4 separate regions of the Homo sapiens genome follow, and all the other regions are linked to region 4. The links are chromatin loops, found by intact Hi-C in ENCODE. Cell type or tissue: endothelial cell of umbilical vein. All regions are shown on one strand. Region 1 has its middle 630 kb from the start of LNCARSR. Region 2 has its middle 520 kb from the start of PSAT1. Region 3 overlaps LOC105376097 (a long non-coding RNA gene). Region 4 has its middle 550 kb from the start of LNCARSR.

The links. Hi-C counts contacts between places; a loop is a spot of excess contacts. Peaks named below come from ENCODE experiments on the same cell type or tissue, not always from the same donor. Only the 100,000 strongest peaks of a DNase experiment are listed, where the experiment ranks them.
Region 1: it touches region 4 in a loop (6-fold over the local background); 3 of 110 quality-filtered maps call a loop at or near these places.
Region 2: it touches region 4 in a loop (6-fold over the local background); 3 of 110 quality-filtered maps call a loop at or near these places.
Region 3: it touches region 4 in a loop (7-fold over the local background); 6 of 110 quality-filtered maps call a loop at or near these places.

The regions. Positions count from the first base shown.
Region 1 is chr9:78,928,982-78,936,981 of GRCh38, reverse strand. No RefSeq gene overlaps it. Among named protein-coding and RNA genes, the nearest start is that of LNCARSR, 630 kb to the left of the region's middle. In endothelial cell of umbilical vein, no CTCF peak of the experiment used is centred here; a DNase peak (open chromatin) is centred at 3,911; H3K27ac peaks cover 1,725 bases.
Region 2 is chr9:78,817,171-78,825,170 of GRCh38, reverse strand. No RefSeq gene overlaps it. Among named protein-coding and RNA genes, the nearest start is that of PSAT1, 520 kb to the right of the region's middle. In endothelial cell of umbilical vein, a CTCF peak has its summit at 3,848; a DNase peak (open chromatin) is centred at 3,840; H3K27ac peaks cover 230 bases.
Region 3 is chr9:78,867,877-78,875,876 of GRCh38, reverse strand. LOC105376097 (a long non-coding RNA gene) reads left to right here. Exons shown (of 4, transcript XR_929975.3): 3 at 5,906-6,081. Among named protein-coding and RNA genes, the nearest start is that of PSAT1, 570 kb to the right of the region's middle. RefSeq lists an enhancer at 3,433-4,632. In endothelial cell of umbilical vein, no CTCF peak of the experiment used is centred here; a DNase peak (open chromatin) is centred at 4,156; H3K27ac peaks cover 1,181 bases.
Region 4 is chr9:79,010,284-79,018,283 of GRCh38, reverse strand. No RefSeq gene overlaps it. Among named protein-coding and RNA genes, the nearest start is that of LNCARSR, 550 kb to the left of the region's middle. In endothelial cell of umbilical vein, no CTCF peak of the experiment used is centred here; DNase peaks (open chromatin) are centred at 4,313 and 5,513; H3K27ac peaks cover 3,840 bases.

The DNA.
Region 1 (8,000 bases), 81 kb after region 4:
GAGAGTTTAGGGACAAAGGTAAATATGGAAGAACACTCCAATGGTTAACTTACCACTGAAATAAGATGAGAGGGCCTCTGCTTACAGAAGGTCTAGAGATGCATTAGCTTTTTGAGAATACCTTTCTCTAAGTTACCTGTACTCGTGAGTACACAAGTTTGATTGCTGTACCAAAGCCCTAAATATAAGATATAAATGCATTTCTCTTCCATTAAAGAGTGTGAGTGTGTCAGTAATCGGCAACTCGAGAATGTTGGGGAACCAGGTTCATACCCTCTTATTGCTCTGCTCTCCCACCATGCCACCCTCATGTTCCATTTAGTCCAAGATGGTTTACCACCAGGTTCTTGTCTCAATCAGTAGATATAGAAAGAAATTGTAATGGGAGACACAACTATATTTTTCTTTAATGATTTTTTGTAAAACCACTTTTACTTAGTTGTATGACCATGCCTAGGCCTGAAAGAAGCTGGGGAAAGTAGTTTTTAAATGAACATTCATGTAAATAAAAATATAATGCTATGGGAAAAGAAGGGAATATATACTGAGAGACAACAAGGAGTTTCTGACACAGTACTATTACCAAATAATTCAGTACAAGGAATAAAAAAATTTTTATGAGATCCAGCCTCTGTCTAGCATCAAAACACTCACTGGAGTCACTACATAGTCAGAATCCTCTCAGAATTAAATGTGAGTAGGACATATTTAACTTTAAAAGAAATACATCATACACACACACACATACACACACACACACACCCCTAAGAATCACCAAAGTGCTGGTCCTAGTTACAGCAGTAAACTGAGTCATGAGAATAGTAAATGCAGAAGCATGTTGAATTACAATTATATAAGTAGCATAAATGACACACTCTAGCTAAGGTTTTATGAATAAGACCTCAACTGAATATTGTTTACCATCTACCCTGCAATGTTTACATGTTGCTTTAGAAGTTTCATATCATTTTCTGAATGGAAGTTCTCGTTGCCATTCATTTCCTTTATTCTTTCACTCTGCAGCTCATGACACCCTTTCAAAAATTTAACACTTAATTTTTTTCTCAAACTTCTCACCCTATTTTAGTATGCACATATTTATTGTCTCTCAGCCAAACGCTGGACTTTCCTTTATTTTCTTCCAATATTATTAGTGATATTAGCATATCTCTAGATGTAATGTACCAGCATTTTCATTCATCATTTTTCACCATCCACCAACTCTGTTCACTTACCAATTTTTGTAACAGAAATATCTTTCACTTCATCTTGTGTCACAACTTTGGAATTTTTTATTGACTATCTCCTTTGCTTCAAACATATTTTATATGTCTCCAAATCCTATCAAGTCTCAAACTTCTCAGAAAATCATCCCTGCCTTCCTGATGTCTTTGCTGACTATTTTATGATTAGTCCTAAAATTATAATATATTTCATGGCAGTTCATCTAAATCCATCGATAACTGCTCCACTGTCTACATTTACAAATCAAACTCTTTGATCTGATCCTCGGGATCCTCCATAATTTGCTCTAAACTTATGTTACTCTAATTCACCATGTTAAGCATTTAGCCCCTCACTACTCAAAGTCTGTACTCTGACCAGAACAGATCAACCTCATCTTGAAGACTTACTGAATCAGAATTTGCCTTTGAACAAGACTCCTCCCTTTTCAGGTGGCAGATTAGTATTGGTTTTACCACACAATTCTTGGCACCAATGAAGACCTTACTCAATGTTATCACTATAACCTTGTGTTCATTCTTCTGTTGTTTTGTTCATTTGCACTGGGTAGACTGTAATCCAACTTTGTCACAGGCCCCAGTTTGCTTTTTCCTAAAAGCTAATTCAAGTTTTACCTCTAAGACTTTTTAATTTGGTAAATACTTGATTGCTGATGTGACAGTTTTCCAGTGTAATATTCAAGAAAATGGCAAGCCAGGGTCTCTGAGCTCTCATGAATTTACAGGTTCCTCCCTCCACACTGGCTCATGAGACCTTCAGTAATTGGGCTTGCCTCTGTGAAAACATTAGCTAGAGTGTGTCATCCTAGAACCGCATCCATTGACTTATAACCTTGAACTCTTGCCTGTCCTTTGCTTTGCTTATTTGCAGATTTGGTTGTAATTCAAAATAAAAACAACATTAATTTCATCCAATTTTTATTCTATTGTTAGCTACTCATCATTACTCTCATCATGTAATTATTGTTATGATGATTATGATTTAAGACCAAGATGTCATCATCTTGAACAAAAGGGTGAAAGTTGACTTTACATCTGATAATTGATGTATCATGGCCAAGGCTGATGATCGGTTAACAATAAGGATCTGGTCTCCATAGTGAATAAGCTTCTTAGAGATAGCCACTGACTCATTTTACCTGGATTATTTCTATAAGAAACATGGTATGTCATCTCATTATAGCCAGATAATGGTGGCTAACCGTCTACCTGTAGGAACAATACAGCCACAGAAGAGATGTCCTGCCTTTTCAGAAAAGCACAAACTAGAATTATACAAGATTTTACCAAAAAGGCTTTGAACTCACAAGTGTACAATATACTTAAGTATTCCCAAGGATTTTTTTTAATTAAATGTTACCACCTTTTATGAATTTGCATGGTAACTTCAGTCCTCAGACTATACTCTCTGGGTCCACTTATTCTCTCTCCATGAGCTCTCACACTCATGCCAGTCATGCTTTCATTCCCAAAACTGCATGGAAACTACTATCACAAGAGTCTGCATATCTTCAACTCCAAGCAAAATCGTTAATCCTCATTTACTTGAAGTTTGAATGGCATTTGACATCCTTAATCATTCCTTCCTTCCTGAGACTTTTTCTTCTCTTGGCTTTGTAAGATCAGGTTATCCTGAGTTTCCTTCTACCCCACTGGCTTCTCCTTTTCAGGCTTCTTTGTCAACTCCTTCTCCTTTTTCTAACTTCTAAATGTTGATGTTCCTTGGGATTAGTGCTCAATTTATTTCTTCTATATCAGATAAACTCAGCCAGTCCTATAATTTTCAATACCATTAAAACAAACATCAATAATCATTAATAGTTACATTTTTAGCACAGGCATTTTCCATAAACTTTAAATTTTTGTATCCAATAGGCTATCTGACTTTTACTTGAGTATCTACCAAACATATTAAACTTCACACATCCAAAACAACTCTTAATTTCCTCCTGCTATAGTTTGAGTGTTTGTTCCCTCAAAAACTCATGTTGAAATATAATTGTCATGGTATTGGGAGATGAGATCTTTATACATGATTAAGTCATGAGAGTTCCACCTTCATGAAAGGATTAATGCCTTTATTGTGGGAGTGGGTTCATTATCATAGGAGTGGGCTTGTTACAAAAGGATGAGTTTGGCCCCTTCCTCTCTCTCTCACTCTCTTTTTGCCCTTCTGCCTTCCACCATGCTAAAAGGCAATCATCAGGTGCCAGCTCCTTGAGCTTAGAATTTCCAGCCTCCAGAACTTGAGCCAACACATTCTGTTCACTATAAATTACCTAGTCTGTGGTATTCTGTTACAGCAGTACAACAAAGACTAAGACGCCCTCATCAGCTTTTAACATTTGCCAACTAAGCAAAAGGCAATACCAATTACCCAATTGTTCAGAGCAAAAACCTTGTAATGATCCTTGGCTCTTCTCTTTTTCACATACCTTGCTTCCCATCCATATGCAAATCCTGTTGGTTCTATATACAAAATATATTTCAACCCAATTACTTCTTAACAAATCCACCACACTACTGTGCAATACCTTTTGCTGAACTTCCACAATTTCTTTTAAATGGTCTTCTCATTTCCACTCTTGCCCTAATATAATCCATCCTCTTCCTACAGGCAGAGGGATTCTATTAACATGAGTCAGATCCTGTTACACATAGCTTAATACTCTCCATACTCTCCAGTGGCTTCTCTTTACACTTACAATAAAATCTAATCTCCTATCTTTGCTACCGTGGTGCATTCCCTAAGATATTTCTGTGGTGTATTTCCTGCCTTGCATTGCAATGATGTGCCTAGGTGAGATGGCAGAAATTGTTTAGTGTATCTTAAGCTGAATTTCAGAGCCGGAGCGCAGCCATTAGAAGCAATGTATCAGGGTGATCAACTTTTCCTAAGTTGACTGGGAAGATCCTGGTTTTAATATTAAAACCTTTGTATTCTTGGAAAATCCCCTCAGTCCCAGAGAAATTCAGACCATTGATCACAACACAATGTGTTCACACCTGTAATTATTGAGTCCTTTCTCACAGTGGATCAATAGAGTCACTGTCTTGTATTAATCATGTATTTAAATAGGCTTTTATGGGATCTAACCACAAATTTGCTGTACATTATAAACAACTACTCTAGATTGCACACAACCAGTTTTCAAGGTAAGAGAGAGACTACAATTTGTTTAGAAATTTGTATGTCTCCTGAATATGAATGAACACATAAAATCAAACGGTATTTTTTGTATAAATTTATGGGATACCAGTATAATTTTCTCACATGGATACACTGCATAGTGGTGAAGTCAGGGCTTTAGTGTATCCATCACTGGGGTAATGTACATTGTAATTCTCCCTTCCCACCCCACCCTTCTTAGTCTCTCTTGTCTATCATTCCACACTCTATATCCATGGTGTACATGTTATTTAGTGCTCACTTAAAAGTGAGAACATGTGATATTTGTCTTTCAGTATCTGGCTTGTTTCACTTAAGATAATGGCTCCATCCATGCTGCTACAACAGACATAATTTTATCCTTTTTTATGGCTGAATAGTATTCAATCACATATATATATTACATTTTCTTTATCCAGTCATCCATTGATGGACACAGGTTGATTCCATATCTTTGCTATTTTTAATAGTGCTATGATCAACATACAAGTGCAGCTATCTCTTTGATATAATGATTTCTTTTCTTGTGGGTAGATATCTAGTAGTGGATTATTCCATAGTTACATCTTGCAGGAATCACATTTACTCACTAGGACCCACAAATAAGGAAAGCATATCTTTTAACAATTAGATGAGAAAACACTTTTCCCATTAGTGCAATATTTAATATAGTTCTGTCAGTAGCAAGCTAGATATACACTAAGTACAATAATATACTTTTAATAAATCTCCAAATAAAATAAATATGAAAATACACAAGAATAGAGCTGTTATTTTAATTGTTTTCTACCCATAAGAAGTACTTTTGTGTTGAAGAAAGCTAAGAAAGAAAAGGAACAGATCCCTTGGAACAGGGTCTTCAACCCGCAGGCCACTGACCCTTTCTGGGCCACAAAGCAGGAGGTGAGTGGCAGGTGAGCGAGTGAAGCTCCATTCGTATTTACAGCTGCTCCCCATTGCTTGCATTACTGCCTAAGCTCCATCTTCTGTCAGATCAGGTGCAGCATTGGATTCTCATAGAAGCACTAACTCTATTGTAAACTGTGCAAGTGAGGGATCTAGGCTGTGAGCTCCTTATGAGAATCTAATGCCTGATGATCTGTCACTGTCTCCTATCATCTCCAGATGAAAAAGGAAAACAAGCTCAGGGATCCCACTGATTCTACATTATGGTGAGTTGTATAATTATTTCATTATATATTACAATGTAAGAATAGAAATAAAGTGTACAATAAATGTAATGTGCTTGAATCATCTGGAAACCATCCCCCCACCGATCCAGTCAGTAGAAAAATTGTCTTCTATGAAACCAGTTACTGGTGCCAAAAAGTTTGGGGACCGCTGCCTTAGAGGGTTGCAATTAAAGTTTTATTATTTTATTTTTGGCAGCTAAACAACTGAACTGCAAAAACACATTGATCCCCTATTTTCAGATTTGTAACAAAATAAAAACAATGCAAATGGGATGATAATAGATATCTGTTTCTAATGAAAAGTGTCTCTATATTATTTATATTAAGTATCTACTTATAAAACACTTACTTTATTACCATTACATGTTCATTATAGTGTCCCATTATACCAAATAATTTTAAAATTATTCATTTTAAAATACTTTTATTTAAAAAATTTATTAAAAGGAGACTAATGCCTTCATAGCCATGATTAGGCAGTATTTTTATAAATAACATTCTGTTTTCTTTCTAAATATACATACTATTTTTTCCTTAACTATTTACTGGTTCACAATAATTAAATTTTCTCATCTTCACATTTTTGAGGGATGTAACAAACTCTTTTGGTTAAAAGTGCCACCTTAAAATATTTATTAAACAAATCATAAATGTCTAATTCCTCCTTCCATTTAAATAAGCAGGAGAAAGAATTAAATAATTCTGATGACACGATCTGTGGTTTTTGCTGATTTTTGCCTTGCCTTAGTGGCTTATCATCTTTAGCCAGTGAATTATTCTTTCATTTTGAGCTCATCTTGTCCCTGATGGCCCAATTATTGCTTCTGGGTAATGACCCAGTCAGATCTTATTTAGAAAGAAACTTACTCTTAAACAGCACACAGCGATGCCTTTTTGACCTCAAAGAAGCCACAAAAGACATCTGCATTATCATACAGAGTAAAGTGGGTCCAGTAAAATTAGGTTCCAGCTGAGAAGAAAGCTTCCTGAAGACATTTGGTGCCTCAGAGTCATGGACTAGATCAAATTTTCCATTAGAAATTGTAATTGGTTTCATTCTTCATTCTCCCAGATGTCATTCATAAAAAATTATTAGGCGGTCATGTTTGACCACAAGGTAGACCGTTTTATGCAAACTTGAATCTGCTCTGTTACTTAGCTAAACAATCTAGTTCTTTAAAACAGTCCTCTTCAGATTTGTTTTCACCCCTTCATCATTACTGCACATGGTATTTTTTGTCTGTTCTGTTTTTCATGTTTTAAAAAGCAAAGACCAAAACTGGTTATAGCAAAAACTGATTTCTCCGCGCACTGGGGAGAAATGCCCTCTAGTGTAGATGCACAAAGAAGGAAGTGCTTGACTCTTCTTTTTATAGTGAGAAAATCTTAACTGAGAAAGATAGATTACATGGAAACACGTAATTGTTCAGTTTATGTTGAGACTTAGCCTCTGTTTTTTGAAAATTCACACAGTTCAAACAAAAATTCAAGATAAAGTTGAAAGCAGGGAGCATCTGGTTTTTGGGGACAGCTAATACACTTAGGCTGTGAGGAGCATAGGAATGCTAAGAGAGAATGAAGCGGTAACATTGATGGCAGTGAGAAGAAGCAGGGTGTCACACTAAGGCCAGCCAAGACCCATGCAGCATTAAGGCCATAGGCTTCCAAATGGGGACTTCCCTGGCTGATCTTTTATTAGTGTCACTTGAGTAGTTTTGTGTGTTCCTTGCCCCCTTGGCAAAAACTGAATCTATATCCTTCCCTGTCTTTTAGCTTTCTGCATCACTATTTCCACTCAAATGACAGTGTGATATTCTAAGGAAGTAATCAGTTAATAGCCAGATGTTATAGCCAAATTATGAATCTTTCTCTGATGAAAGGTGATCATAACTAATTTAACGTCAATAATTTTCTTTTCATCTTTTTGGTGCAGTAAGAGGTTGTCTTTTCATCCCTACATCATGAATGAATAAGTACAAAGTCCCCTAGTTCTCTTTACTGAAGTATGGCTAATTACCCTGAAAGGACGAAACAAATCATAGTTATGAGCAAGGTGAAGACATTTCCTTCCACCTCCGATCAAATTCATTTCTCTTCCTCCTGTAACCTTATAACTCCAACTCAAGGTGTATGTTTCCAAGGAAGGTCATGTTTTAAAATATGACTTTAAGCCCATAGATTTTATGCAACAGTCTCATCCTGAGCAAGCACACTACATAAATCCAGGTATTATTGCTGTTGTCATTAAATCATGTTAGTGGCTTAAAGCAACATTTCTCAAAATGTTGTCACCTGACCAATGCATTAGCATCATCTGGGAACTTGCTAGAAATGCAAATCCTTGGCCCCACTCAAAACCTGCTGAATTATAAACTCGAGGGGTGAGGCCCAGCA
Region 2 (8,000 bases), 190 kb after region 4:
TAACCATCTTAGAAGTGAACATTCAGCTATAATCTAGTCCCATCAGAAGCACTGGAATTTTGTGAGGATTACTCTTATGAGCGATCAGGCCTGACTCTCCAAAGGAAATAGTTACAGAGAGAAAATCCAAGCGATTATAGGAAATCAATACCCAAGAGCAATACTATTCCTACATTCAAACCTTTAGGTGAAACCAAGTCCTAAACTAGATTAGTGATTATTCACTCAACATTGTCTTCAGACTCTCAGCTTCATCCACTATTATGAACCAATCCTGAAAGAGATTTAATGCATGCAGCTATTAAGCTCTGGAATTAGTCTTGCTGCTGCCTTAAGCAATTAATATCCTCTTTGCCTGAGAGTGGAGTATCCTGACACTCCTAGGTGGCCACAGAGTCACAACCCTATTTTCAGTATCTGCCCAGGTGTCTAATAAGGACATCTATTTCTGCTATCATGCCTGACAGTATATCCCTACATTAATGCTAGTTTTCCTGTTATGGACTAAATGTTTGTGTTCCCGCTAAATTCATATGTTGAAGCCCTGACCCCCAGTGTGGCTGTATTTGGAGATGCTGCCTCTAGCAAAGTAATTAAGGTCAAATGAGATCATGAGAATGGGCCCTTATCTGATAGTATTAGTGTTCTTATAAGAGGAGACAATAGAGAACTCAGTCTCTTTCTCCACATATGTGCACGAAGAAAGTCCATCTGAGGACGCAGTGGGAAGGTGGCCATCTGTAAGCCAGAAAGAGAGCCCTCACCAAGAACTGAATTGACCAGAACCTTGATGTTAGATTTTCCAGCCTTCAGAATCGTGAGAAAATAAATTTATGTTGTTTAATCCACTCAGTCTATGGTGTTTTGTTATGGCAGCAGAGCAGGCTAAGACATCTCAACTTGAGACTCTTGAATGGAGCTCTTAGTAGGTTTCCCCCAAGTCTCACCATTATCTCTGTTTCCCCAGCAATGTGGTTACTGCAAACTTGTGGATACACTGAAGTCATAGCGTTTCCTTATTCCTCTTCTGTGGTTCTGTTACTACTTGAAACACATGCAGACATGATCTCCCTCCAAATTGTCCCATTTATGCCATTCTCATTCCCATACCCTCCCCAATCATCTCTTTTGGCTTCAAATGAAGCCTGAGATTTCTATGCCCTTAGACCCTGCAATTTGAATTGTTGTCCTCTCAAGCCTGAAGCCTAATCCTACAATTCTGTTAGTTCTAAAGCTGAATGACCAAGGCCTATGTCCTCTTCTTTTTCCCTTGCCTAGCCTGAAGCACAGAAGCCCAAGCATGGAGCGGTCAAGCCATTCAAGTTTGAAAAATAGTTCCCTTCTCTAGCCCTGATGTAAGAGCTAATCTAATTATCAAACCTTACTCTACTTCTCCATGGATGAGGCTGAGATTTTATTTTCTTTGGTGGGAGAGAAGAACAGAAGAAATACACAGTGAGTACTTTGGTGCACCATCTGGTGTGCCCCTTTAGGACCTAAGCACTGATCCCTGAGCTCTTAGAAATGCTGGCTTCTGATAACTCACAGCTGAATCACCTTCTAAGAACTGAATTGAACCCTACTGAAGAGAGCCACCACATTCAAGGTGATTCAGTTTCCTGGGGTAGCCTATGTCCAATTACAGGTAGATTTGGGGGCACCAACGCTAGCTGCCTTGCCTCAAGGTAGCATAAGTCAAAGAGCCATTGAAGGTTTAGAGCTCCCAGCAGGATTGGCTGGGGCCTTGGTTGAGATTGCATCTCAGTTCAATTTTCCCGTCTGCTCAATCCTAGTTCTTTCACTCACTCACAAGCACTGATTCTGAAGGTGTTCGCAATAAACCTCTGCAAATAAGTATTCACCTTAGAATCTATTTCCTGTGGAAGCCAACCTAAGACAGGTTAGGCAAACAACTAATACATTGCTAGTGGTATAAATTTTTCTTTAAGATATTCTAAAAGGAAGTTTACAAAGTTCTTTTCTCCTCTGCTCAACTGCCCATTGATCAAGAGCTCCATTCCATACCTTTCTTTACATTAATCCCTGGAGAGTGTTAGGCTTGCATAGTTCTGAGTTAAATTCCAATGCTTCCATGGTTGACTAAGGTCAGCTGAATTTATGGGTCACCCTTAAGTAGGTTAAGTAGATTGAGCAGTACACTGCCTGGCTTGCCTTAGGCTCTCAAAGGAATAAATATTCTTTTATAAAAACACACCACACCACTGCTCCAATTAGGATATGTGTTTCCTATTCTATCAGCCTTGTGCTTCATTCGCTATTTCAAAAATAATACGGTACCTTCTATGTGCAAGGCATTGTGCTTATCAGGGACTATGGAAGTACCAAAAATCTGTCACAAGCTTTTCTCTAAAAAATTGGATGCCATACTGAAAACAGTGAGAAGCATTCAGTAAATGTCAACTCAAGATGAGGCTCCAGGTTAGATACTGTAGGAGAGATTAGGGAATATAAGACAAAATGTGCCCTCAGATACAGTACCATCTAGTTGAGGAGAGAAGGCTTTCAGAAGGCAATATATGCCCAGCTCCAGAGGAATGTTTGCTACAAAAGCACAAAATGTGACAGCATTAAAAGGGGCAAAGAATAACAAAAAGAGACTCCCAGAAAGAGGGCAGCAATAAATAAAACGTCACCTCTATAAAGTGGCCTGGGCACAAATCAAGGCTAACTTTTCACTCGATTGCTCCATTTTACTTTCTCAGAAGAGATCTTTTTCCTTCTTTCACATAGAAGAAAATTGAATTTTTTTCTTGTTAGGAAGACCCTTCAACTTCAGACAGTAAACATTAACCTCCTGCATAATGAAACCTCAAGACTGGATCTCTAGGAAATTTTCTACTTTTGCCAGTCTTGTGAGGAAGGTGTTCATTTTCATGGCTGGATTGTCAACTTCTTCTGCTTTATAAACTTTTTGTTTCTAATGATAATTTTGGTAGACTTTGAAGGAAATCAGCTCAAATGTTGAACTTCATTTTCTGATTACTTATTACACACACACATACACAACAACCACTATTTGAAACTCATTTCCTGAAAGGTTAAGGTTTAAATGAAGATTGGCTGACCCATTTTAGAAGCACATTAAATGGGCTTGGATTGTCTGCATCATACAGTGGGCAGATTTCTCATGGTGAAGCAGGAGAATAGGGTCTAGAGGCAGGGAGCCTGGGGCTGTTTTGCCCCGACTTCCTGGAACTAAATTGAAAGGAAAACCCTAACTTTCCACGCCTGGGTAACAAAGGGACCAGAGGCTACTCCCTTTGCAAACCCCCAACCTTTTCTGCATGGCAGATGAGAAGTTAGCTTTCTGCAACCTATCAGACTGATTGCCGGTGGAGTCTTTGTTTGCAACTTTGTAAATTCACCTTAGCCTCTGATTGGTTGAAAAAAGCAACCAATCAGATGTTTGCACAGGAGTGTGACCTTTGTAACGCCACTTCAGCTTCTGATTGGTTGCTTTCGGCAACCAGTCATACCAATTGGGGTCCACCACTTCATTTACATGGGTGAGCATGAAGTGGCCAATGGGAAACCTGTAGGGGGTATTTGGACCGGAGAAGATTCTGTATCCAGGCCCTTGACCTGCTGCTCTGGCTGCTCCCGCACTGTGGAGTATACTTTCATTTCAATAAATTCCTGCTTTTGTTCTTTTGTTGCTTCATTCTTTCCTTGCTTTCTTGGGAGTTTTGTCCAATTCTTTGTTCAAAATGCCAAGAACCTGGACAGCTTGCAATCAAGACCCTCTACCAAGTGACAATGGCGTCCATTATTAAATGAATGACAAATGATTGGCACCCTTCCTTTCCGTGACCAAAACTATTGATAGGAGACACCTACTGGTGGTTTCTAGAAATTACAACAGCAGGTTCAGCATAAAGATCTCGGTGAGGGCTGATAACTGGATCTTTATGAGGGCCAAAAGTGCATGAGGCAATGTCGAGTTTTTTCAGGGAGGGAGGATATGGGATTCCTAGTTTAAATAAGGTAAAATCTTATACATTTCTCCAGTAACAGAAGTGCAATGTAACAATTTCATTTTCTCTACCACTTAAATGAAAGGAGAAAGAAGTAGATGCTTTAAAGTATATTTCATTGGTCAGGACTAACATAAAATAGTTCAACAATGATGTCACTCTTTTGAAGATCAGTATTTGAGTTAAAATCACAGTAAGAATATAAATTCAAGACTTGAAACCACTCTAAGAATATCCTTACTAGAGCTATTATAAACTTTCATTTTCTACCTGTAATTCATGAAATATATCCGTCCTCTTTGCACCTGATTTTCAAGTTAGCTTGCATCTCTGCACAGCTTTAATGTCACTGGTGACTGGTCATATATGGCACTTTTCTTCAATGGTAATCTTATTTTTTCTCCATTACTGAGTGTTTTCCATTTCAGCCTTCTACTAATAGTCTTGCTTTATTGAGTTTATTGGACTATCTGAGGCCATATTCCAGATATTTATTGGAATATCTGAAACTCCATTCCCCATGCACATTTCCTTTAAAGAAAATTGGGTATCCATGTGAAACATGTGGCAATTCCAGACAGGAATGTTCTCGAATACCAGAATCTTGACTTAAATTTGCAGGTAAGGCCATCAGAGCTGAGCTCACACTGGGGCATAAATACCATAAATCTGGCTAAATTAGTTATCTTAAGCACAGATATTTATGAAGTTTGTGCTTGTGCAGGTATGTGTGATGTAAATAAGTAGTGTGGGTCTGGTATTAATTTCAATACCTTCACGTCAGAAAATTAGAAAACCTCCTTAGAGGTTCTAATGAGGCCCAGATCGTTTGCTAGAAATGTTATCCAGGTTCAGTGTCTGTTGATTCCTTTCTATGCCCAACACTCTTCAGTGGAATAATAGTTTCCTCATATTAGGGCTTATACTCATTGCAGGGGAAATTATCACTCTTTGTCTTCAAGAGTTCAAGACTTTATGAGTTAATAAATTCCAATCCTCCAATTCTAGGGAACACAGAGATCAGGAGAAGAAACCTTACTTTCCACTACAGATGTTTCTTTAAGCGCCCACCTTATACTAAGCAATGGGCAGGAAAGTAGGAATACATAGTCTCTCGCTTTGAAATAATCACATTCCAAGGAAGGAGATAGTAAGTAACATAGGCAATTATGACGTGACACAAACAATTTCTTTGAAAGAGAGATATTTGCAAAGTGTGATCATTTTTCTAAAAGATGCAAAGCTAGTTAGTGGCAAAATGGGAATAAAGACTGGGTCTCTGCATTTCATTCTGCTGTGCCTTTCACAGCACCACAATGGCAACCCCAGAAGAAACTTCATGTTTTGTGATAGACACGCACGCACACAGCTCAGGGCCCTGAGGCATCTATAAATGCTGAAAAGCGCTGACAGGAGAACAGTATGCCTGCCATCAGCTGTATCAGACTTTCCTAAGACAAGATGAAGCCACAGCCTGGAGAGTGTATCTCCTTCTCACCCATCTCGCCCCAGGGTCATCGTAGCCATGGCCTAAAGCAATGTGCTCTGACATAAGGCATGGCAACCACAGCAGATAAAAAGGAAAAAAAAAATGGGGTAAGATTACTTTTTTTGCTATCCTTCCTCTCCGTGGATGTGAAGGATCCATTTATTAGTCTCCATTAAAATGCAGGGGAAAGACAGGTAGTATGATAGCTATATTGCATTTGCATGATCAAATTACATAAAGGCATCCTGTGTACATGCTTTCTACAACACACATGGTTACATTAACCTATAACGTAAGCGTCTATGAAATGTATGTGCCATCAACATCTTAGATGAAGGGTAAATAAATCTCATGGGTGAAGATAAAGGAATATATTCTTTCTCTACAAGTTTCCAATTGACACTTCTTTCCTCTAATGCCCATTTTTAAAATCTTATTTCTTCTTAAATTTCATCTACCACCTTCAAGTTTCTTGCAGATACCAACTAATAAACTGTTTAATTGGTGATAATGGTAAATTAGTACCAATGGCCTGGTAAATCCAACATAATGTGCAGACCTAAAGGATACTTCAGAACAAGTTAACTTTTAATTTCATGCCACCTCAAGTATTACCATTAAGATAAAAACTTTTGCACTGATTGAGCCATTCTGTCAAAGTGACACAATTCCTGTAAATACTATCCAGTTTTAGAAGCTTCAGCTTCTTTTTGTAGTTACTTATCTACATGTTGTAAAAATCTACACTGTCCCTAGCTAATCAGTCTCAGAAAATATGTAAAATTTACAATCTTACATGTTTTATTAATAAGTAGAAATTATAAATTCATTGAAACTGTAGTTTAAAAAATATCAGAAATACTGTACTATTCTTCCCATTAAAGACCAAGGCCAAGAATATCTTTATGATGTCAGAGTAGAGAAGGGTTTCTCAAAGAGAACCCAAAATCCATGATTCATAAAATAAAATCTTTTATATATATGTGTGTAAGGTGCAATATACACATATTTGTATACTTGAGGTGGCATGAAATTAAAAGTCATCTTGTTCTGAAGTATCCTTTAGGTCTGCACATTATGTCGGATTTACCAGGCCATTGGTACTAATTTACCATTATCACCAATTAAACAATTCATTAGTTGGTATCTGCAAGAAATTTGAAGGCCGTAGATGAAATTTAAGAAGAAATAAGATTTTAAAAATGGGCATTAGAGGAAAGAAGTGTACATATATACATACATATATATGTACGTACATATATACATACATATATACGTACGTACATATATATGTACGTACATATATACATACGTATATATGTACGTACATATATATGTATGTATATGTATACACATGTATATGCATATATACGTGTATAATTATACATGATTAATCAAATTATGGAAATTCTAAGGGCATCTAAACCAAGGAAAAAGACAAGGAAAATATTGGGAGATAATTTCACAATATATATAACAGGAAAATGTTAATGCTTAGAATACATAAAGAGCTCCTAAAAATAAATAGGAACAAAAAAAAAACCTAATAGAATCATAGACAAAGAATAAATATTCTCAGTAGAGAAAAGTATATCCCAATAGCCAAGAAAATGTTTTTAAGACTCCCAGCCGTTTAATCTATAAGAGTAATAGAAATTAAAATAACCCAATACTAATCTATCAGTTTTTAAACAATTCAAATATTTATAACTCTCAACTGCTGTGAGAACAGAGAAATTCTGGAGTCTGCACAATGCTAGTGGGATGATTAAAAAGGGGGTAATGGTGGAATTTGAGGAACAATTTGGCCACCTAAGCAAAATTAAAAGTATGCATATCCTTAAAAAAGAAGTAGGCACAGCCTATGATCCAGTGAAGACACTTGAAAAGAAGTCCATGCTTGCCCATAAGAAGAAAACATAAAGCATATTTATTGTGTTAATATTTGTAATTGGAACAAAACTAAAAACAACCCAAAAGCTCATGATTAGGGGAATTTACACATAAAACAACACTGTTACATACTTGACTAACATGTATCAATGAAAATTAATACTGTGGCCAGGCATGGTGGCTCACGCCTGTAATCCCAGCACTTTGGGAGGCTGAGGCGGGAGGATCACTTGAAGTCAGGAGTTTGAGACCAGCCTGGCCAACAGGGAGAAACTCTACCTCTGCTAAAAATACAAAAATTAGCCGGGCATGGTGGTGCATGCCTGTAATCCCAGCTACTCGGGAGGCTGAGGCAGGAGAATCCCTTGAACCCAGAAGACGGGAGTTGTGGTGAGCTGAGATGGTGCCACTGCACTCCAGCCTGGGAAGCAGAGTGAGACTCCATCTCAAAAATAAAAAATTAATACTTTATATCTACATATAGCAAAATAGATATATCTCAGGAGCATGTTGAGTCAACAAGGAAATTATAGAATAGTAAATCCAATATCATTTATATATTAAAAAAACAGTAATATGATCATATAAACAGTAGCGTATCATGATTCCCCATATTTTTGGTG
Region 3 (8,000 bases), 140 kb after region 4:
TTGCATAGAGGTGTTTGTAGTATTCTCTGATGGTAGTTTGTATTTCTATGGGATCGGTGGTGATATCCCCTTTATCATTTTTTATTGTGTCCATTTGATTCTTCTCTCTTTTTTTCTTTATTAGTCTTGCTAGCGGTCTATCACTTTTGTTGATCCTTTCAAAAAACCAGCTCCTGGATTCATTAATTTTTTGAAGGGTTTTTTGTGTCTCTATTTCCTTCAGTTCTGCTCTGATTTTAGTTATTTCTTGCCTTCTGCTAGCTTTTGAATATGTTTGCTCTTGCTTTTCTAGTTCTTTTAATTGTGATGTTAGGGTGTCAATTTTGGATGTTTCCTGCTTTCTCTTGTGGGCATTTAGTGCTATAAATTTCCCTCTACACACTGCTTTGAATGAGTCACAGAGATTCTGGTATGTTGTGTCTTTGTTCTCGTTGGTTTCAAAGAACATCTTTATTTCTGCCTTCATTTCGTTATGTACCCAGTAGTCATTCAGGAGCAGGTTGTTCAGTTTCCATGTAGTTGAGCGGTTTTGAGTGAGATTCTTAATCCTGAGTTCTAGTTTGATTGCACTGTGGTCTGAGAGATAGTTTGTTATAATTTCTGTTCTTTTACATTTGCTGAGGAGAGCTTTACTTCCAACTATGTGGTCAATTTTGGAATAGGTGTGGTGTGGTGCTGAAAAAAATGTATATTCTGTTGATTTGGGGTGGAGAGTTCTGTAGACGTCTATTAGGTCCGCTTGGTGCAGAGCTAAGTTCAATTCCTGGGTATCCTTGTTGACTTTCTGTCTCGTTGATCTGTCTAATGTTGACAGTGGGGTGTTAAAGTCTCCCATTATTAATGTGTGGGAGTCTAAGTCTCTTTGTAGGTCACTCAGGACTTGCTTTATGAATCTGGGTTCTCCTGTATTGGGTGCATATATATTTAGGATAGTTAGCTCTTCTTGTTGAATTGATCCCTTTACCATTATGTAATGGCCTTCTTTGTCTCTTTGGATCTTTGTCAGTTTAAAGTCTGTTTTATCAGAGACTAGGATTGCAACCCCTGCCGTTTTTTGTTTTCCATTTGCTTGGTAGATCTTCCTCCATCCTTTTATTTTGAGCCTATGCGTGTCTCTGCACGTGAGATGGGTTTCCTGAATACAGCACACTGATGGATCTTGACTCTTTATCCAATTTGCCAGTCTGTGTCTTTTAATTGGAGCATTTAGTCCATTTACATTTAAAGTTAATATTGTTATGTGTGAATTTGATCCTGTCATGATGATGTTAGCTGGTTATTTTGCTCGTTAGTTGATGCAGTTTCTTCCTAGTCTCGATGGTCTTTACATTTTGGCATGTGGAACCCTTAATGAGCCTGTAATCATTGGCTTTCAAGCCTTGGTACAAAATATCTCCATGGCCCTTTCTCCCTTAGTTGAATTCAAGAAGCAGATAGACATTTGAAGAAAGCAACTCCAAAAGGCATAGCCTGGCTAAAAAATAGGTGCCAGACAGCTTTTCCCTGTTTGTCCTGCCAATTTTTCTTCTTTACATATAGAGGAATAATACTGGACCAGGAATATTCAGTTTTCCCTTCTGGGGGATTTATTCATTCCTGAGCTCTGAGCACATACTGTTCTGGAATGCCTACTTTGCTGAAAGCAATTCCCTCCCTCTTCCTAACCTACTGTATTTAGCCAGTTTTGCATCACTAATGAAGAAATACCTGAGGCTGGGTAATTTATGAAGAAAAGAGATTTATTTGGTTCACGGTTTTGTAGGTTGTACAAGAAGTATGGCGCCAGCATCTGCTCCTGGTCAGGACCTCAGGAAGCTTTAAATCATGGTGGAAGGGGAAGGGCGAGCAGATGTGTCATATGGTGAGGTGGGAGGAAGCAAGAGAGAGGAGGAGGTGACAAGCTATTTATTTATTTATTTATTTATATTTTATGGTTTTTTTTTAGACAGAGTCTTGCTCTGTCACCCAGGCTGGAGTGCAGTGGTGCCATGTCGGCTCATTGCAACCTCTGCCTCCAAAGTTCAAGACATTCTTGTGCCTCAGCCTCCCGAGTAGCTGGGACTACAGGTGTGTGCCACCACGTCTGGCTAATTTTTTGTATATTCAGTAGAGCCAGGGTTTCACCATGTTGGTCAGGCCGGTCTTGAACTCCTGACCTCAGGTGATCCACCCACCTCCGCCTCCCCAAATGCTGGGATGACAGGCGTGAGCCACCATGCCTGGCCTTAAGCTCTTTTGAACAACCAGCTCTCCCATGAATTAATAGAGTAACAATGCACTCATTACCACAGGGAGAGCACTAAGGGATTCATGAGGGATCTGCCCCCATGGCCTGAACCCCTCCCACTGGGCTCCACCTCCCACATTAGGGGTCAAATTTCAACAAGAGATTTGGAAGAGACAAATATTCAAACCATATCACTACCTTTGATTTTCCCCCTGCAAAGCCCAAAAATCACACACACACAAAAATGGTGAGGGTTCAATAGGGAAGGAATAAAGGAACAAGGAGGCCGGGACAAGAGGTCAGTACTGAGAAAGTCCAGCCTGGAAATTTTTGAGTCTTGGGAAAACTCGCCTTTATATTCAAGAATAAAATTACCCCCATTTATTTAAGTAGGTCTTGCCTTAACGGAAAGGGAGTCTATCTTCTCAAATAAGTGGGCTGAGCCAGCAGCTCATTTCTATCTTGTGTTTTTTAATTGAAAATTATTATTAGTATCACTTGATTTACTTTTACTGTTCATAACCAACATCGTGAAAAAGCTCAAATTTGAACAGTTAATGGAAATAATTAGGAAACGACTTCAGATATTTTTTAAGTTGCTTGCACCCTATTAAGCAAGTAGTAATATTGTGAAATATTGGAGTCTATCACTGTTGTTTGTTTAATAGACCATGCCTCCATTTTGTTTTACTGTTTATGCAGAACATTTTGACTTTCAGAGAGAAGAGATTTTCACAAATGCTATTTAAAATGCTTTGTAAGGAGAGTTTCTTTGGAGCTGCCACACCAAAAGTTTGATTTGGAGAGTCAGTTAAGTATGCCTGGAAGAAACTAAAATAAGTATTGCTGTCACTCCAAGCATGGCAATGGTCTCTAGAGGAAAATCCCTTAAGAAGATGAATTTTAAAATAATTAAGCCAGTTGTGTAATGGAAATAAAAAAAAATTTGCCCAGGGTCAAAATATCTTTTTTTTCCAAAATAATATGTCATGTGTCAAATGACTCTAAGCCTTATTTTTAACATATTTCTTTCTTTTGTCCCCCAGGCTGGAGTGCAATGGTGCTAACTCGGCTCACTGCAACTTCTGCCTCCTGGGTTCAAGCGATTCTCCTGCCTCAGCCTCCCAAGTAGCTGGGATTACAGGCGCCTGCCACCACGCCCGGCTAATCTTTGTATTTTTAGTAGAGACGGGGTTTCACCATGTTGGCCAGGCTGGTCTGGAACTCCTGACCTTGTGATCCACCTGCCTTGGCCCCCCAAAGTGCTGGGATTACAGGTGAGAGGCACTGCGCCCAACCTGCATATATTTTTATATGATGTCTGTTTCAGTGTAAAGACCATGTGAAAGCTCAAAGCACTTGGAAATTTTCTCATTGGATGTCTTCACATATTATTTTGTAAAGCCAAGAAGTAAATAACATGGCTGAGATGATGAAATTTTGAGGTCAATTAATTGTTCCCAGATCTCACAGCAAAATCATAACAGAATTGACTTTGCCTCAAACCTCAGTTTTCTTTTGCCCATCCTGTGTTACCGCTGGGGACCTGCAATAAAATCTTAGGTATTTAAGGTGGGTAGCATTTCTCCTACGTACTAACCAGTGGTGCCCACAATGCTCACCCCATTCTCATGCCTACAATAAAAAAGAACTGACAGTATTATCATCCTATCAGCATAAAAGGATCAAGAAATTTTTTTTCATATTTTACCTCACTGAATCACCAAAAAACTCTATAGTAGGAATTATGATCCCCTTCTTATAAGTGAGCTAACTGAGGGTGAAGTGTAGAATAACCTAATGTGATTAAAAATTACTGGGCAAGAATTCAAATATTTGCCTGATTCAAAACCTGTGCTCCCTCACCAGGCTATGGAAAGAAGCTTATTATCTTCCCTTTGCCAAAGAAATGTTTACAATACTTGCAGAATTACTCACAGGGGATCTCACGCCATATGGAAATTTCCCAGCAAGGTGGTTCCACATTTGCTTCCATGGCCTCAAGCTTTAGGACACATTCACTCTCATTAGGAAGAAAGAGATCTCTGTAAGTTGGTGTGGGGGATTTGTGGGTGCTACTTACAGAACTTATATTCTTCCTCTTCTAAGTGTTCTAAACAATTAATAGGAGGATTAAGATATAACATCATCTTCATTATCTGTTGTTTACATTGCCAAGTGCGAATCCATTATCTATTGTCTTCATTCTTCCTAACAGAACCCCAGTTTTGTTCAGTTATCTATGTCTCCTTTGCTACCAAAATCCATAGTTTCTACATCAACTGGCTTTATGGTCCTCCATTAAGACTTCAGTGCTGTGCAACTATTGAAACTGAAGCCAGTTTTCCACACCAACTTCCACTGAGTATGTTGTTAAGGTGAACTTGCTGCCTTTTTAAGCTTCAGATAAGGCTCCAAATGCCTCTTGGGGCTAAGTGCTGGTTGTGAGCCAAACAGAAATCAGAAATAGAAATGGTTCTCTATGCTACATTCAGACTTTGTGATTATTAGTTGCAATCCAGGATTCAGGAGAAAAGGCCAGGGCACAAGATGGTCAGGATGGGAACGTCTTGATACAGGAGAGGGAACATTATCCCTGGGATGGAGAGAACAGGAGATGCCTTTGAAAAAAAATCACTGGGATTTACCAATATTGAAGGCAGAAGAGCTGTATGGTATAACTGAAAAATACTGTGAAATTAGGCTTCAAATGACCTGAGGCAGAGTCCTAGGTATGCCATTTTCTGGTTGTGCAACTTAGGTACATTACTTTTCCTGACCCTCAGTCTTTGAAAGTGTTAATTAAGATTATCAATATTCAGCAGGATCATGAGACAGCCTAGATGGTCAATCATCTTCCATTCAAGTTCTGTTTTGTCTGTATCCCTTTTATCTCCTATTTTGACACCAGTGACCTTATACTTATGTTCATCATAAGTGTCATCTGGACCAGGGCTTCCATAGATTCATGGGCCACCACCCCCTGGAAGCCCCTGAGCCTGGAAAGTTAGACATGGCAATAACAACCCCACATATACCATTCATGTTCTGTTTTAGCTTATAAAATGCATTCACATACATTCTCATTTGGTCAACATAATAATCCCATGGGACCAGTAGTATTAAGACTTCCATTTTATAGATTATGATAAATTAGACTTAGAACATAGAAGCAATTTTCCCAAAGCCACTAGGCTAGGAAGTGGCAGAACAGGATAAAAATCCAGCCTGTTTGACAAAAATCCTCTGTTCTTCATGGTAGCTTAGAAGTGAAGATCAACATTATGGAACCAGGTTCTGTAGTACATGCTACTGATGCCTTGGTTTGATTTATTGTACCTGGCTGGCATCCCCACTCTCTCTCCTTCTGTGAGGGTTGGCTGCAACAGCTCAAAACCTTGTCCAGGTAACAGGTCTCCACAAAGTAAGCTACCTCCCACTGGAACATACCTGTGAGATTATGTCTTCTACTTCAGGGGCAGTCAACGGCCCACCAGAGATAGATTCTGGGGTACAAATTTCTGCCCCCATGCCTTAAGGTGGGACTACTCTGTACGGTTACTTACATTCCAGAGCTCCTTGTAGGATCAGACTGAGGCTAGACTTTAATTGAACTTCAACTGAATAATTGCCTAATTTATTCCACTTCTTTACCTTTCTTGGCTCACTCCCTCACAGGTCTCTCCTGAGCACACGGCTTCATAAACCAGCTGCACAAGCAACTGCATCTGGGGATCTGCTTCAAGAGAAACTTAACTAAAGCAAGAATGGGCTCTAACTTCAGGATACCTAGGATTCTAACCTCGTTCCATTACTTACCAACGATATGACCTGGGAAAAATTATATACCTGCTGTAAGCCTCAATGTCCTCATTTGAAATACACACATAATAGTAGGATCTCTCTTACAAGGTTGCTGAAAATATAAACAGTGGTTATCAATGGAAAAAGCTTCTCTCAGTGCTTGGCAAATAGGAAGCACTTAATAAGTGTTTTCCGGTATTTTTATGATTATCATCATTACTATAATTCCCAAGGCACCCAAAACCCATGCTAGTCCTCTGGAGACATGATTTCTCCAGCTCAATTCAACTAGGCTGCTGGCTGCTGAGAATAATAGAAGAGCTGCATTTTTAGAGACGGCAGCCAGGAGCTTGTGATAGAATGGGGAGAAACAGAATTCGAATGAGCAGAATCAGGAAGTCTGGATATTTCTGGATGTTTTCTGCTCATTCAAATAAATTTTGTAGACGTTTACAGAGTTCCATGTGCCAGGAACTGTGGTAGGTTCTAGATATCCAAGAGGAAATGTATTTTATTCTTTGCAAGGGGGGTTCATTTTGTGATGTAATAGTAACTCCCTCAAGTATTGGATACATAAAAGTATAAATGCTGGTTGTTAAATTATGACACACTGGAAATTCTCAGGTAAGTTTCTAGGAAGTGAAATAAATAGGCTTGGGGATACATCTAGTTGTAATATAATTAAGTTAGTTATATAAGCTTTTAATGGATTATATTTTTGTAAGTACCAATACTTGTAAAATTTTTGCTTTTAGCAAATTAGGTACCATTTGAATACACTGGCTGATGCTTAATAAGAATTAGAACTACATTTTGCTTGTTGTGTAAGTAAATATCACGTTACATGCTTGTTTAATGTTTGTGAAAACCATTCCAAACAATCTCTTTAGAATAAGAGTCTAATTACACATTTATCATTAAAATTACAGTGAGCTAATTGCCTTGGAGATATCTTTATCTCTCTTACAGCTTGCTTAATCCTAATGCATGTTTTAAATAATCATTTGTTATTTAATTAACTAATTAACAAACAATAACTGTCCTATGGAAAATCCTAAATTAAACACTTGAGACTTTTTAATTGAATGCTCAATAACCCAATATGGCACTTAATATTAGACCTTTTAAATATTGCAAAGATTCTATTGAATCACATATTAGTTTGCTCCTGTTATCTTTGGGGCTTAATTGGTAGAAACATAAACGGGCAGTTGATAATACACAAGGGGTAGCCAGCAAAGCAAGGCTCTCATGAAATAGAAAATATCCATTAATGGCTGCCAAGCAGCAAAGTGGGCCAGCCATACTGGCCAGCAACAAAGGCAGGCCATTCATTTAGGATACTCATGTCCTTGCCCCATGACATTAAAAAGCACAGTTTTAAAGATAAACACAAATAGGCCCAAAAGTCCATAGTCTGTGACGCAAAGCTGCTTTGAGCACACCTGGAGGATGGTATTTCCTCCTATGGTAATAGCAGTGGTAGATGGACTCAAGAGTATTCCTTTGTATCATATCCCCCCAGAATGATTGTTTTCCAAGTCTCCAGTCTAGCCCCCTCCATTTCAACTTTGAAAATGCTGCTAGAAAGAATTTCCTAAAAAGCGGATCTAATTATCAACTTCTTGTTATCACTTTCCCGTCACTTTCCAAGGGTTGCTTTCTAACCTCTTTGGTGTTTGCAGCTTACCATATTCTGAGCCCTGGTTTCCTAATGATTTCCTGACATCTCCAGCCATTTCTCCCTGTACCTTTTATTCCATTAGTGTCATTACCTTAAGTTTTCATGCTCATCTATTTTGTATATTACGTGCTCCTCTCTCTGGCTGTCCTACTTTTTTTTCATGGGTATATTCTTCAAAGAATTCTCTGCTCTTGAAACCAGGAGTCAGACGTACCGCCATCTTTTTCTATGTTTCCTTAATTATCTCCATTATATAGTATGTACTAAATTGTATTATAATTTTTT
Region 4 (8,000 bases):
AACAACAACAATGACAACAAAAGGAGTTACTCTGGGATGTATAATATTTGACAAAGAGTATCACGAGGACCTGGAGTTGCTGCTACGAAACCGGGCTGAGAGAAGCATGTCTGCAACTCTTCACTGGGGTGTTTTCTTTCTTTTACCCCTATGTCTCCTGGTAGCAATCAACAAAGATTGTAGCAAACATAGCCAAACAATGGCAAGGAACCAAAAAACTCGAGCTCTTTAGATATGAAGGCTGGGCTTACCCCGTCAAACAACTGAGACCAGATGAAGTGACGGAATGTGGAATGGATAGTTGAGAAGGAAGATTGTTGATGGGCCTTGGGACCATTTTCACCAAGATAGGCCTTGGGGCCATTTACAGCTGTGGCAACTGAAACTTGTTTCACTAATCCTTGTGTTAAGTATTTGTAGAGATTGAAACAGGCTAGCACCTTGACCACTCACAGACAGATTCGACTTCATGTAGGCATAAGTGGGTATGAGCAGTGTAAGGAGGGTCCTTTTTACTCAGACTCTTTACCTTAGCTCACCTCGGCTTCCAGCCATGGTTTCATCAGAGTGTTTCATATGAATCTCAACTCTATGCAATGGCAGCATCTTGCTGTGTCATGGTAAGTAGACATGTGCAGCATTTATTAGGAAGAGGAGCTAATCTACAGATATGCCTCAAATAATGGGGGTCCAGGAGCCAATGCATATCTGCTTTTCTTTTTCAAACTTTAAGTGGATAATCTGAAAGACATCCTGTAACTTAGAAGATAGAGGGAAAATTGAGCCCCAAGTGCTCACTGTGGTGATTAATTTGATTACAAGTGCTTACCAGCTTTTCCTTTTTCCTGTCTCACTCTTCTCACCCCTCACTCCAACTTCCTGGGATTATCTCCAGCACTCAAGTTCTTGCCTGCTTCTGGAGGGAACTCAAATTAAGTAATGAAAGCATATATAATGATGGGTGCTGATAGATATTATTGCTATCTTGGTCATTGTTTATTGCCTATATGCCCCTACTAGAATGAAAGTTTCCTATAAGCATATTTAATGGCTGTTTTCCTAGTGCCTAGTATAGTATCTGCACATAGAAGTTGCCTAAAACATAGTTGTTGGATGAATGAATGAATTCTTAATTTGGAGATAACATCCTAGGGAAAGAAATACCTTAATAGCACACTGGGCAGATAAAGCTTCAGACAGCCTGGCGTGAAAAAGATGCCATGTGTCTTGATCCTCCTAGATGTGGCCAAGAGAGTAGCTAGAGCCAGAGCATATGGACCCCAAGGGACTAGAGGGATAAGGTCAAGGGGTTGCTCAGACATGAACTCTATGGAAAGATCACTGAAGGCCATATGATACCAACAGATACCTCAGGGAACACCTGTGTGCACTGGACCATCTGCCCCTATGCTTGGTAAAAACTCAGTACTCAGAATTTAGATCCCAATCCACCAGAATTAGTTGATTCCCTTGGAGGAAAAAAAAAAAAAAAAAAAAAAAAAAACTTGATCTTTCTTTTGTCTCACTTTTCTCATCTGTTAAATTGGAAAGTGAGGAAGATTGGACAAAGATTAGATTCACTTTTACAAAGGTGTCTTCAAGAAGATAAGTAATATGCAAGGGTTTGTTAAGTAAAATAAAATATACCTCATACACCCGAGCTGTGGACTGGTACTTGGCCCATTCTGTGAATAATACGATTTTTACCAAAAGGTCACCTAAATTTAATTAGGCACTGTAAATATAAGACCAGTTTGAATAACTCTTACTTTGTTGTTTCATTCATTGAGGAAAATAATTATTACAGTTAGAAAGTTTGCAAACTTGTAACTGAGCTGTTAATCAAATTACCTGACTGGTTTTTTACATTGTTTCAAAACTACTAGCATTTAAGAAAAAAAGCAGTACTTTTGGTAAGTTTGCACTGGGAAATTCACTGGTTCACCCTTAACCTCCTCAGCATGTTTCTTCTCCTTCTAGGACTTAACATCTCCAAGTCATCATTCGAGGTGTTAATGCTGGAAGCTACAGAGAAGATGACAGGTTCCTCATTAATGTGATCATGAGACACGTCTCTGTACCACATACCTGCAGCACCACACAAAGCTCCAGTAGCAAATGGGTTCTGATCACGCAGCAATAGGCTGGCTGCTTCTAACCGTGCCTTGTTGGAAGGACAAAGTCATGCTGGGAGATAATTTTTATGTCATTAGTGGCCTAGGTTACAAGTCAGATGGGGGTGAGCAAACAGATCTTTTTAGGACTGTGTGATTACCTCTCACCTAAAGACACCTTTAAAAAAAAAACAATAAATAGGATTTGCCTCTCTCCAATATTTCCCCAAGACCACTTAGCGCTTATAAAAAAGCTTCTGTAGAAAACTTTCTGTAATAAAGGGTGTAAAAAGATCTAATTTTAATGAAAATAGACAAATGTTGTCTCTCTCTACCTGGAAGCCTTACCTCCCTTGAGCTCCACTTCAAGGCCCACAATAATCTGCCATTATCCTCTGCATTGAGTCAAATTTCTTTCTCTGATTTCTAAATGCTACCATCAATATTCTAACTAATGGAATAAATTAACATTTTTCCCTCATAAAAAATCTTTTATATACCCAGGCCCTGTGCACCTTTCCAGCCTCATCTCTCACCAACCCTGCCTGTGACCATTCCTCTTCCCAGATCTCTGACAATTCTAACCTGCTTGAGGCTTGTGTGAACTTGCCATGGGATGATGCTTCTCACTTCTGTGTCTTTGCACATAGTGCTCCCTCTTCTTGGAATGTTCTTCCCTCCTCTCCCCGCATCTGCTATGCTGAGTTCATTCCTGTTTGTCACTTGGACTCAGGGAAAAAGTTCAGTTAGGAAAAGCCTCGCAACTCCTGACCTGAATTCTGAAGGGTGAGTCTCTGTGTTCAGTTCTCTCACCTGCCAGATAACGTATTAACTATCTCTCAGAATAAGAAGGTGAATTCTGCCCCGAGCAGAACATGTCCTTTTGGTAATTGTTTAAGGACAAATGCAATTGTGCAAATCAAAGAAGAGTTGAAAGCCAGACAAACATTAGCCTGAAACTAGCCCTTTGACACACATTCTAAATGCCTGAACAATTATTTTCTTTTCTGCTGGCTCTTAAATAAACACATCACCAAGAATGACATTCAGCAGATGTGCACTGCTATTGAACTACTCCATAGCAGTTGGTAAAGAGCTGCTGTCCTGACCCGGAGGGTCACTGACCACCAAACCTTAGCTGCCTTGGTACCTCACTTTGGATACTTCCAAGAGCTCTTCTGCAGCCAAAGGGTTAAAGCCTGGCCTAGTAGGGGGCCTTCCAAAAACCAGCCCCAGAGCTCCTGCAGGTGTCCATTATAATTGGTTGGTGCCACACTAGTTATTAAAATACTTTAAATATAACTTCCTACAGATCACCAAATTTATGCAAGTTTTGAAGGAGCAATTGCAAAGATTCTCTGCTGACAAGTACAATAATAACACACAATGAGATAAGCCTGAATGTGACTGAAAATCAAATTTGCAGTTAGGAAAATATTCAATATAGCATCATGTCATGAGCCAAAGGAATCTAAGAGTCATGTTCAAACTACCAAGGAAAGGCAGCAAGGATTGAGGAAATGAGTGTTTTAAATTTCACATCTGAAACGGTTTAATTGAAATTATCAAATAGGATAAATACCTTTCATCATCAGACACTTTTATTTACTGCAGCAGTTCACAAGCGTAGGTGCTGAAGCACATTTTGGTTTAGTATTTAATAACTTGTCAAATGCATATTGAGCTTTTGTGAATTCAGATGCATCTGGCATGTGCAGGAGGCAATAATTACAGAAAATTTACAATTGGGGCAGTCCCATCATGTGACTCATTGGCATAATTAAGGATAGTGATGAAAAATAGAAGAGGTGGAAGGAAGAGGAGGTACACAAAGATTGTAAAGATAACACTGAGCCATATAATAATGCCTTCTGACTGTTGGAGATGCTTAACAGATAATATGTTGCTTCAGTTGTAGTGTTATTTATGGAAATAAAAAGAAATCCATAATAAATACACCAGAAATGAATAAAATACAATAACACATACACACAGAGAAATATGTTGATAAACAAATGTGCCAGAACCCACATTTATTAGGTGGAATCTGCATTGGCCCTGATAGGAGGGCAACTAGGGTGCTGTGTGAAGGAAATTCTTACCTTAGAACATCATTTCCTAACAGTTGGCCTCAGGAAAAGAAAGTAGACAAGCTGTAGAGGAGAGGATGTGGTTTTCAGAGGCCAAATGGACGTGTAAATTCCATGAAGAGATACTGAGATCCTACTATGTTCCGGATACTCTCCTTAGCCATGAAGGATACAGAGATGCAAGCAGCATGATCCTGTCCTTCAAGAATCCACAATTTAGTAGAGTAGAAAGAAATTTAAAAAATCCTAATAATCTACTTCAGGCTATAATGAGCAAAGCAATAGAGAGCTAGATGACACACAGAAGTGAGTCATTAATTCTGAACAAGAAATACTAGGCAAAATGGACATTTTGGATTTAGATAGGGACAGATGAGAAGGGTCTTCCTGAGCAGAGAAGGCGATGTATGATTCAGAGATGTAAAATCATTTACTTGGAGTGGCGGGGGACTAACTAGTTGTATATAAAACCTACACAAACCAGAGAAGGTGTAAAGAAAGCTTCTTCTATTCACATCATAAGAAACAGATCAAGGGGAATTTCAGCATGTTTCTACAATATTTTAAAATAAAGTGCCATACAATGACCAAGTTGTCTCTTTGGCAATAGTCCCTATCCCAGCAACACATGCCTGGCAACACTACTGGTGTATGCACCTGTAGAGTATCCCCCACCTTCGGAAATGCCCAGTGGGAACTGGTATCCATGGCACTGGGGCTGGAAAGAAAGAGTGGTATAAAAATAGAAAGAATGGAATTGCAGCCTCTTCATAAGGAGACACCACCATGGGGGAAAGAAATTAGGAGACTTAAGAGACGGTTGGACTGTGGCACCAATGAAGGCTTAGACTACAATGTCTAATTCTATGGCCACAATCTATGCATGGCTATTTAAATTTAAATCAATTAAATTTGAATTAAATTAAAAAGCCAGTTCCTCAGTTGTGCTAGCCAAATATCAAGTGCCCAATAGCCACAATGACTAGTGGCTACTGTGCTGATCAGCACAAATATAGAACATTTCCATCATTCTAGAGACTTCTATTGCACAGTGCTGGCTTACAACTTTAGAAGTAAAAGAGAAGAGAGGATTAAAGAAAGGATAAGCAGGGGGTAAAAATGAAGACAAAAAAAACTAAAAACCCACAAAACCTAAACAGGAATATTGAAAAAAAAGTAATAAAAAGAGTATTAGACCTTAAGAATGAACAAGACTAGCTAAGAACCTTTTTCTCATCTTATAAACTATTGTCAAAGGAGAAGTGGGACAAAGGCTGATTATAGGGTCAGGAACACATGAGATTCCTGGCCACATCAATCCAGTGCCAAAGAGAGGATGAGTAAGTGACAAAACAAGTTGGGAATGCAGTTGTTCTCATTTCCTCTTCATGCTGAGTTTACTAAGCTCTGCTGTTTCCTAGCCAGACCACTTAAACTCATTCATTTCACTTTTCCACTCATAAACTTGTGCTAATAACTTCACCTGTAGCACTGGTTTAAATGATTAAATGAGATAATGCATGTAAAATTTCCTTATAAACTGCTTGCTTCTTTGTAAAAGTTATTATAACTACTTTTTAGTTTTTCTTTTGCACCTTGATTAAATATAAAGATATTTTAGTTTTTCTTTTGCACCTTGATTAAATATAAAGATATTTTAGTTTTTCTTTTGCATCTTTATTAATTTTGTCTCTCTCTTTGGGCTATGAGATTATAATCTCATTATAATTAATTAATAATTAGATTCCTCATTCCACTTTGTCTCTCTCATTAGATGAGACTATATTCATTTTAATTCATTAAAATGAATTATAAGTGATATAACCTTATGATAAATTATGACTTTCATTCTTCCAACATGTCTTAGTTGTTTTTTAATGTTTTCTAACCATTTCTCTCTCACTAGATTGTAAGATGTTTGAGTTTAAGAACTCTTTCTAAGACGGTTCCTCATTTTTGATAAGGCCAGGTCAATAATTTGCAGAATATTCATTAAAATTATTTAGTGATCCAGTTAGTCAAACATTCCAGGGATATTTCAGATTTGGTGGCCCAGGATACCACCCTGAGATGGAGGTTAGCATGCAGGAGATTTAGTAGGAAGTTCTCATGGAATTCACATCTGTGCATGGAAGGGGATTTGAGCAGCAATATGGACTTGGCTAAGTGATCAGCCTATCTCAGAAAGCTGGAACAACTCTTCAGATTTGGAAATAAGAGGACTTTATACCCCTGTGTTGATAATATTTGATTGCAGCCTCTCCCGTGGTGAGGCAAGACCTCAGAAGAAGCAGTTGTTCACAACCAAGATACTGCCCAAACAGGGCAACTTCTGCCCAAACAGGGCAACATTAATGAAAGCAGCGTGGCAAGGGAGGAATGATGAGCGTGGATGGTTTTCAAAATCCAGGAAGCCAACTAAATGAGTACAGTGACAGCTGCTCTTTGAATCTTTGGATTAGGAGAAATGTCTTCAGAACTGTGGTTTGACTCTTTAGGAAGGCATGCCCTTCATGAATTTCAGGTTTTTTGCAGAAATTCTCAACAAGGCCACCACTTGCCAAGAATAAAACTTCATGACTTCATATAACAAGGGTCTTTATGGTGTACAGCAGTGGTGCCTTTAACGATATCAGATCTAATATTTTTCCTGGCCCCTATTTTCTTTCCTCCAGGCTCCCATTAGTGCTATTTCTTTGCCTACACATGTTTTGTTCACGCCACAAAACCTAATCCTAATCCATTAACTCCAACTAAAATTGTCATGTCCTGTAAAAAGCCTTTTTCATATCCCATTACTTCTCTGAATTTTCTAGCCCTTTATCTGAGTCTCTCACATTTTGGGTACTCATTTATTCAAAAAGTATTTGTCAAGTGTGAACAAGAGTAAGATAGGCAGTCTCTAAGGTGGCTTCGGAGACCCCTCCTCCTGCTTTCCATGCCCTTGTGTAATCACCTCCTTCCCTCAATTGTGGGGTATACTTTGTGGCTTGCTTCTAATGAACAGAATAAAGAAAAAGTAAGGAGTTCTCAGTTCTGAGATTAGATTACAAAAGACAGAGTCTTTCATCTCCCTTGCTCTCCCTTACCCTCTGAGGAGAGCCAGCACCATGTTGGGAGCTGCCCTGTGGAGAAGCCCACGTGTCAAATAACTCAGTCCAATAACCTATGAGGAACTGAATCCCACCAATAACCACATAAGCAAGCTGCGTCTAGATCCTTGACCTACAAAAATTTTGAGAAGGAATATTTGTTATTTAAAGCTGTTAAACTTTGGGGGTAATTTGTTACATAACTAAACTAAAACATAGAGCCAAGCACAACTACTAGGAAGTGATCACATCTTCTCTAAAATGGTCACTTTTTATTCCCATATATTTTGCTCCTATTGGCTCATAGGCCCCTTGAAGAAGGATTCTTCTTCTGGGAAATATGCACTATGTACATGAGGGTGTTCACAAAGTGCCCTCCTGTACCCAGCCCAGCCAAGTGAAGCCAGCTCAACTCACTTCCCACTTTGGCCACCATTTTCCCATGTTCACCACCCAAAAAAAGTCTATTTTGCCAGAAATGGTCAAAGATTTTTGTAACGCTCCATCAAGGAAGGGCATGGAAGAGACATCTGTGAGCCTAGAGGAGGAAGAAAAATCCTTAGCCAAAACTGCTAAAGAAGCTGGGAGGAGAGAGGAACCAGGAAAGAATGTAACTCAACAGCCAGAAGCAGAGAGGAGAGATGTTTTGGTGTGTTCACTAGTGAGATGCCAGAAAGATGTGCTTGAAAAGAACAAGAGGAATC